Regions from separate parts of the Homo sapiens genome. Here region 2 is linked to region 1. A link is an interaction called in ENCODE POLR2A ChIA-PET data of the cell type or tissue named here. Cell type or tissue: PC-9. All regions are shown on one strand. Links, peaks and the distances in the headings refer to the core of each region. The heading gives the core; the rest is flanking DNA.

Evidence for each region. ChIA-PET counts read pairs that join two places held together with the same protein. Peaks named below come from ENCODE experiments on the same cell type or tissue, not always from the same donor. Only the 100,000 strongest peaks of a DNase experiment are listed, where the experiment ranks them.
Region 2: POLR2A ChIA-PET joins it to region 1 with 9 read pairs; 3 of 35 experiments call an interaction of 5 or more read pairs at or near these places.

Annotation. Positions count from the first base shown.
Region 1 is chr11:68,233,055-68,237,440 of GRCh38, reverse strand. No RefSeq gene overlaps it. Among named protein-coding and RNA genes, the nearest start is that of KMT5B, 22 kb to the right of the region's middle. In PC-9, for the core only: no CTCF peak of the experiment used is centred there; no DNase peak of the experiment used is centred there.
Region 2 is chr11:68,124,448-68,128,833 of GRCh38, reverse strand. The region is part of intron 1 of CHKA-DT (CHKA divergent transcript); the gene reads right to left. Among named protein-coding and RNA genes, the nearest start is that of CHKA-DT, 4.8 kb to the right of the region's middle. In PC-9, for the core only: no CTCF peak of the experiment used is centred there; DNase peaks (open chromatin) are centred at 463, 1,373 and 1,823; H3K4me3 peaks cover 1,353 bases; H3K27ac peaks cover 4,000 bases.

The DNA of each region.
Region 1 (4,386 bases), core at 237-4,236:
CACGGTGAAACCCTGTCTCTACTAAAAATACAAAAAATTAGCCGGGCGTGGTGGCGGGCACCTGTAGTCTCAGCTACTCGGGAGGCTGAGTCAAGAGAATGGTGTGAACCTGGGAGGCGGAGCTCGCAGTGAGCCGAGATTGCACCACTGCACTCCAGCCTGGGCAGCAGAGACTCTGTCTCAAAAAAAAAAAAAAAATTCTCTGCAAATTGATCTACAGATTTCATTCAATTCCAATCAAAATCTCAGCAGAATATTTTTGTAGATATTAACAAGCTAATTTTAAATCTTATATGGAAAGACAGAGGATATGGAATAGTTAAATTTGAAAAAGAAAAAGAAGATTGGAGAACTCACAGACACTACTTGGGCTTTTAAAAAAAACATGAAAAGGTAAGTCAATTAAGAAAGAATAGTCCGGGCATGGTGGCTCATGCCTGTAATCTCAGCACTTTGGGAGGCCGAGGCGGGCGGATCATGAGATCAGGAGATCGAGACCATCCTGGCTAACACAGTGAAACCCTGTCTCTGCTAAAAAAAAAAAGAAAAACAAACAAACAAACAAAAAAACACACACAAAAAATTAGCCGGGCGTGGTGGCAGGCACCTGTAGTCCCAGCTACTCAGGAGGCTGAGGCAGGAGAATGGCGTGAACCCAGGAGGCCGTGCTTGCAGTGAGCCGAGATCGCGCCACTGCACTACAGCCTGGGCGACAGAGCGAGACTCCGTCTCCAAAAAAAAAAAAAAAAAAAGATAACCTTTCAACAGATGGTGCAACTAGACATCAGTATGCAAAAAAAGGAAGAAGAAGACAAAGATCCTCAATCTATACCTTAAGCTTTATATAAATATTAACGAAATATGGAGCACAGACTTAAATACAAAACAAAACAATGAAACTCTTAGAAGAAAAAGTAAGAGGCCAGGCACGGTGGCTCATGCCTGTAATCTTAGCACTTTGGGAGGCCAAGGTGGGCAGATCACTTGAGGTCAGGAGTTCGAGACCAGCCTGGTCAATAAGGTGAAACCCCATCTCTACTAAGAATACAAAAATTAGCCATGCATGGTGATGCACGCCTGTAATCCCAGGTACTCAGAGGCTGAGGCAGGAGAATAGCTTGAACTCGGGAGGTGGAGGCTTTTAGGAAAAGAATACAACTATGACACCAGAATCATGGTCTCTAAAGGAAAAAATTGATGAAATAGACCTCATCAAAATGTTTTCACCAAAATTTTTGCTCTGTAAAAGACACTGTTAAGAAAATGAAATGATAAGACACTGACTGGAAAAAAAAATTTATAAGTCACCTATTCAGAGAGGAATCTGGGAAGATAGCATGGTAGGAAGCACCAGGAATCTGTCTCCCCACCTAGACAACAATTGCATGGCAGAATCTGTCTGGTGTAACTATTTTAGAACTCTGCAGTGTATTGAAGACTTGTGGCTTCCAGGGGGAAGGCTTGGACTGGTAAATTACAGTAAATTTCAGTCCATTTTAGCTCTTCCCACAATGGCTACTACCCATCCCTGACCCCCAGCCCTATGGCACGCAGCTGTGCATGTGTTCCTGGAGCAACCTGCACACAGCTTGCAGGAGCCGGCGTGGGCAAAAAGAGTCCTGTCCTCCAAATACCAGGGATCTGTGCTCTCACTGCTGAGTGCTGCTTCTGATCTCAGAGGTGCTTCCTTTTTTTTCTTTTTGAGAGGGAGTCTTACTCTGTCGCCCAGGCTGGAGTGCAGTGGTGTGATCTCGGCTCACTGCAACCTCCACCTCCCGGGTTCAAGCGATTCTCCTGCCTCAGCCTCCTGAGTAGCTGGGACTACCGGCGTGCACCACCACGCCCAGCTAGTTTTTGTATTTTTAGTAGAGATGGGATTTCGCCATGTTGGCCAGGCTAGTCTCAAACTCCGGACCTCAAGTGATCCACCCACCTCAGCCTTCCGTAGTGCTGGGATTACAGGCGTGAGCCACCGTGCCTGGCCCACAGCGGTGCTCCTAATCACAGAGGCGCAGGTGGCCACTGTTGCTGCATCTCCTCCAGTTGTTGCAAGCTCCTCCCCCTCTGGCTGAAGTCACTTCTGGGGCATTTAAAGGGCTGATGCACTTTCCTTCCACCTTCATTTTTCTTTTTATTTCCCTTTGGGAGCCAGACATTAAACACTAGAACTTTTAAAACTTTATTTATTTATTTTTTACTTTTTAGATGGAGTCTCACTCTATCGCCAGGCTGGAGTGCATTGGTGCGATCTCGGCTCACTGCAACCTCCACCTCCCAGGTTCAAGCAATTCTCCTGCCTCAGGCTCTGGAGTAGCTGGGACTACAGGCGCGCGCCACCATGCCCAGCAAATTTTATTTTTGTATTTTTAGTAGAGACAGGGTTTCACCATGTTGGCCAGGATGGTCTCGATCTCCTGACCTCATGATCCGCCCGCCTCGGCCTCCCAAAGTGCTGGGTTTACAGGCGTGAGCCACTGCGCCTGGCCTGGAACATTTTTTTAAAACTGCATATATGAGGAAAATGAGTAAGTGACCACACGTACCCAAGGCTCAGAAAATACCTGAGAAGACCTTAAGTTTACATTCCAGGCTGATTCTTGACACAGAGATAGGCTACAACAATCAATCAAATAAACAAAAAACAAAAATAGTAACAAAAACCAGTAAACCCTGGATAAGGGGGAGAATATGATTTCCAGTTACAATTATGAAATTCAATTGTCCAATGCTCAACAAAACATCAAAAGGCATACAAAGAAACAGAAAAATATAGCCTATTCGAAGGTTAAAGAAAACCACAAATAAACAGAAACTGTCCCTGAAAAAGAGCTTATGGCAGGTGTACTAGAAAAAGGCTTTAAAGCAACTGTCTTAAAGATGCTCAGAAAACTACAGGAGGGTATGGAGTAAGTCAAGAGAATGATGTGTGAACGAAATGGAAATATCAGTAAAAATAAAATCTAAAAGAAACCAAAAAAATTTCCAGAGCTGAAAAGTACAACTGAAATGAAAAATAAGTAGAGGGCAGATTCAAAGGCAGGTTTAAGCAGGCAGAAGAAAGAATCAGTGAACTTGAAGATAGGGTAATGGAAATGATCAAGTCTAAAGAACAGAAAGAAAGAAAAAAAAAAGACTGAAGAAAAATGAACAGAGCTTAAGGGACCTTGGGATACCATCAAGTAGACCAACATAGGCACTGTGGGAGTCACAGAAAGAGAAGAGAAAGAAGCAGGGAGAATATTTGAAAAATTAATGTCCATAAATATCCGAAATTTGATGAAAGAGATGAAAAGAAACATGCAAGAAGCTTAATGAACTTCATGTAAGATGAATTCAAAGAGATCCAACCAAATGCAGTGGCTCATGCCTATAATCCCAGTGCTCTGGGAGGACGAAGCAGGAGGTTGGCTTGAGCCCAGGAGTTTGAGACAAGCCTGGGCAATATGGCAAAACCCTGTCTCTAACAAACAAACATATAAACAAACAAACAAACAAACAAACAAACAAATTAACTGTGCATTGTGGTGCATACCTGTAGTCCTAGCTAGCTACTTGGGAGGCTGAGGTGGGAGGATCACTTGAGCCCAGGAGTTCAAGGCTACAGTGAGCTATGATCACACCACTGCACCCCAGCCTGGGTGATAAAGTGAGACTCTGTTTCCAAAGAGAGAGAGAGAGAGAGAGAATCAGTGGCTCATGCCTTTGGGAGGGTGAGGCAGAAGAAGAATCACTTGAGCTGAAGAGTTTGAGACCAGCTTGGGCAACATAGTGAGACCTTGTTTCTACAAAAAATAAAATAATTAGTCAGATGTAGATGGCACACACCTATAGTCCCAGCTACTTGGGAAGCTGAGGTGAGAGGATTGCTTGAGCCCAGGAGGTCAAAGCTACAGTGAGCTATGATTGTGCCACTGCACTCCAGCCTAGGTGACAGAGTAAGACCCTGTCTCAAAAATTAAATTCAATTGGCTGGGCACAGTGGCTCACACCTGTAATCCCAGCACTCTGGGACGCCGAGGCGGGTGGATCACCTGAGGTCAGGAGTTCGCGACCAGCTTGGACAACATGGCGAAACCCCATCTTTACTAAAAGTACAAAAATTAGCCAGGTGTGGTGGCACGCGCCCACAGTCCCAGCTACTCAGGAGACTGAGGTAGGAGAATCGCTTGAACCCAGTAGGTGGAGGTTGCAGTGAGCCAAGATCACGCCACTGCACTCCAGCCTGGGTGACACAAAAAGACTCTGTCTCAAAAATAAATAAATAAATAAATAAAATTAAATTAAATATTAAAATTAAGAGAGAGAAGGAGTCACACCAAGACACGTTACAATTAAACTTTTGAGGCCAGGTGCGGCGGCTCATGCCTGTAATCCCAGCATTTTGGG
Region 2 (4,386 bases), core at 141-4,140, 110 kb after region 1:
CGTGGCGCGGTAGCCTGGGTAGTTTATTGTTATCAGCATTGTAAATATAAATTCTAATCGCAAAAGCAGCTTCAGCACACTAAGTCCTAGGAAAATTGTAATCCCCTTAACCCCGCACCAGCCCCAACTTTGCGGGGCAACTCCTCGCCAGGTCCCAAGGGGGGGCGGGGGTGGGGGCTTGTAGGGCAGGGAGGCCCGCAGTCGGTGGCAGTCAAGCTGCGCCGCTCCCCAGAAGCCCCGGGGCGGAGGGAGGAATGGGGGTCCTGGGACGCCTCGCCGCCAACCCCGCCCCTCGCGCGAGGCCCCGCCCGCTGTTTTCCTGGGAGCTCCGCCTACCCCGCGGGCCCCGCCCCTGCCCGCCCCTTCTGAGGCCCCCTCCTCCCGGCGCCGCTCTCGCCAGGAGGGGCCAGAGGGAAGCCAGAATCCCGTTGGTCCGGATTCCTTCTCAGCGGGCAGCCGCTGGCCTTGGAATTCGGCCCGGGCAGTAGCGCTGGGGGAGGAGGGTCCGCCTTCGCTTCCCTGTGACCCAGTGGATCTTCCCAAGGCCTGCCCCTCCTCCCCGCCGCCGCTCATCCCCCTCTGCCTTCTTAGATGGCATTCTAAGAAGCTTGGGGGCCCGGCCAAGGCTACACGGACGGGCTGCCAGTGGGGCCCCACCGATCGCTGGTAGCTTCCACAAGCTGGTGTGGGGATGGGGGCTGCCAGCTCCCCTGCCTCCCTGTCAGTCACTCAAAGGGGGTGCCGACAGGACTGGGGGCCCCTTAGGGGCCTCTTGCCATTCAGGCCTGGATGGCAAGTGCCCTTGGGAGGGGAGGATCAAGGATGGAGTAGGCCCACGACTGGCCATGGCATCCTGCGTGAGCAGAGCCGCTGTCCTGCCTGTGCCCCTGTGCCTCTGCTTACCCATCTGTACAAGGGGTCCCCTGCAGAAGGGAGGGCCAGCCCAAAGCTACCAGGCAAAAGTCCAGCCTGCAGGGCCCAGGGCTGACTGAGGGGAGAGGGGCCCTGTGCAGCCGGCAGAGGGGGTGCGGTGCCTGAACCCAGGTTGCCCAACTCCTAGCCCAGAAGTGTTATCCCCACAGTGTAACCTGCATGATGACTGGGGTCTTTTTAAAAATTGTATTTATTTTCTATTTTGTTTGTTTGTTTTTTGGAGACAGAGTTTGGCTCTTTTGCCCAGGCTGGAGTAAAGTGGCGCAATCTTGGCTCACTGCAACCTCTGCCCTCCAGGTTCAAGTGATTCTCCTGCCTCAGCCTGTTAAATAGCTGGGATTATAGACACCTGCCACGATGCCCAGCTAATTTTTGTATTTTTAGTAGAGACAGGGTTTCGCCCTGTTGGCCAGGCTTGTCTTGAACTCCTGACCTCAGGTGATCCACCTGCCTCGGCCTCCCAAAGTGCTAGGATTACACGTATGAGTCACTGCGCCACAATTTTGCATTTATTGTGCCAAAAATTGCATTTATTGTGTTACAAATGTAATGCAAGCTTAAAGCACAAAACCTCAAATCAGGTTTTCAACAAACTTGGAAAGGGAGCTTAGATTGCCTGACTTAAGACTGGCGACGGTGGCTCATGCCTGTAATTCCAGCACTTTGGGAAGCTGAGGTGGGCAGATATCGAGACTAGCCTGGCCAACATGGCAAAACCCCATCTCTACTAAAAATACCAAAATTAGCCGGGCGTTGTGGTGCACACCTGTAATCCCAGCTACTTGGGAGACTGAGGCAGGCCAGTCACTTGAACCCATGAGGAAGAAGTTTCAGTGAGCCGAGATTGCACCACTGCATTCCAGCCTGGGCAACGAGAGAGGCCTCGTCTCAAAAAAAAAAAAAAAAAAAAAAAGATCACCTGACTTAAAACACCGGCTATGTGGACACAGGAAATGCATTCTGAGGGGCCCAGGGGATCATCTCCAGTAGAGGAACGGTCACTAGGTCATTGCCAGGGTCTACTATGGCAGCCCCAGGAGGCAATCATGTGCCCCAAGGGCCTCAGATTTAGATACATCTGAATAAGGATAATCAGATTAGTACAGAGATCTGTTGTCAGGCCTGAAAGATGTTTGTCACACCATACCACTTAAGGTGCTCTACAAACCATTATTATTATTATTATTGACAGTATCTCACTCTGTCACCCAGGCTGGAGTCAGTGGCTCAATCATGTCTCTACAGCCTCAATCCCCTGGGCTCAAGTGATCCTCCTGCCTCAGCTTCCCCAGTAGCTTGGACCACAGGCAGGTGTCACTATGCTTGGTTGGCTCCATTATTATTTTAAAGTAATCCCTCTATTACCTTGAGAATTGCAAAATTATCTTGAATGGGACTTTTGCATGTGTGTTAAAAGCACTGATTTGTTCAATTTAAGTATTTCAAACATGCCCCAGTTTTGGTAACCCTGTCGAGATGTTTCTTTTTTTTTTTTTAGAGATGGAGTCTTGCTCCTGACCTCAGGTGATCTGCCCACCTCAGCCTCCCAAAGTGCTGGGATTACAGGCGTGAGCCACCGTGTCCCGCCTAGATTTTTCTTAATTTTTGAATGTGCCAGGAGCTTCAAAGAATGGAAAACTCTCCAGGCCCTGTTAGACCTGCCAGAGCTCCTGCAGGCTTTGCGCTTCCACTGGCACTTAGGATGAATGGGTATTTGCTGCTCTCTGCCAGGCTCTGGGAATCCAGCTAACAATAAGCTGAAAAGCATAGATACCCTTTGTGGGGCTTTGGCTCTACACCCAGCTCTTTCCTTGCTGGTTTCGGTGAATCTCCCCAACAGCCCTGTAGAGTAGGACTCCATTTGGGGATGAGGAAAGTGGCTTAGAAAGGTAGATGTTCTGTCCAAGGTCACACAGTGGGTGGCAGCATGACCTCTAAAGATTGTGTGTGTGTGTGTGTGTGTGTGTGTGTGTGTGTGTGTGCGCGCGCGCGTTATGGAGTCTTGCTTTTATTGCCCAGACTGGAGTGCAGTGGCATGATCTCGGCTCACTGCAACCTCCACCTCCTAGGTTCAAGTGATTCTCCTTCCTCAGCCTCCCGAGTAGCTGGAACTATAGACATGTGCCACCATGCCTGGCTAATTTTTGTATTTTTAGTAGAGACGGGGTTTCACCGTGTTGGCCAGGCTGGTCTCGAACTCCTGACCCAGGTGATCCACCTTGGCCTCTCAAAGTGTTGGGATTACAGGCGTGAGCCACTGCACCTGGCCAGAATTTTTACCCATAATATTATACTCAAAATCCCTGCAAATGAGGACAGGAGGAATGCCTGCCCCACCCACCAGACAGATGGATATTCTAGTCACCTGCTTCCTCTGAGCCCTGTGGGCCCTAGACTCTGGCTGCGGGTGCTGAGCCAAATGTATGGTAGAAGGGTCAGTCCAAGTCAGACCACACTTGTGCTCAGAGACCTCCAGAAAGCTGCTGGACCTACACAGCCTTTCGCTGACAGAGCTGGGCTGGGGCCACGCTCAGCACTCAGGGAAAGCCCAGCTCCATGTCACTCTGCTAGCTGGCACTGCAACCCAATCTTCAACATGGAGGATTGCAGCCAGGTGGCCTCTGTGCTCTCATCAATATTTTAAGGCTCAGAACTGGAGCAGGGGTGCTTGGTCCTGGGTGTGACCTGGGAGGAGGTGTGAGCACAGCCTTGCCAGGGCTCTGCTTCTCCAGCCCGTGAGGGAACCCCCACTGTGCCAAATGTCTAGTGCTTCCTGGGCCAAAGGTGCTTATGGTGCAGAAGGACAGAAGGACAAGGCTCCCCTGGATGGGGTCCTGGGTGGAGTCCCAGGTCCTGCTGGCCTTTAACGAATGGTTTTATCCCCTGGGAAGCTCCCTTGCCACCTGGGAGATGAAGTGCTAATGACACTCACCTCACTGCTGCTTAGGGAACTTGCTGTATGCAGCATCTTTGAAAGGGCTCAAAGCCTGCTCCTACCAGGTGCTTGACAGTGGGTTCCCCCATCTTGGGGGGAGTCAGACTCACAAAGCCCTTTCTCAGAACAGGCCTTGGAGTTGGTGGCAGGGCTGAGGCCCGTGGGTGGACCCCGAGGAACCCATCAGCAGGAAATTCAGAGTGGACGGGAACTTCCCAATCTTTCCTCTATCCCTCCTAAGGCCCATCACCCACCCTCTGAGTCTGCTCTCAGAATTCAGCATCAATCACAGAGCTTTTGGATAATTTTTTTATCTTATCCTAGAGGAAAAGGTTTGGTAATTGGAACAACCTCCAATTACCTGCCATAGCAAGTTTCTCTCAAACTCGTCTACTTGTGCACAGACATTGACATTTTGGTTATCAGAGTGTTTGAATTATTTTTGTTTAAAATGTATTTTTATTTTCCTAGCCTCTGTTGCCCAGGCTGGAGAGCAGTGGCGTGATCATGGCTCACTG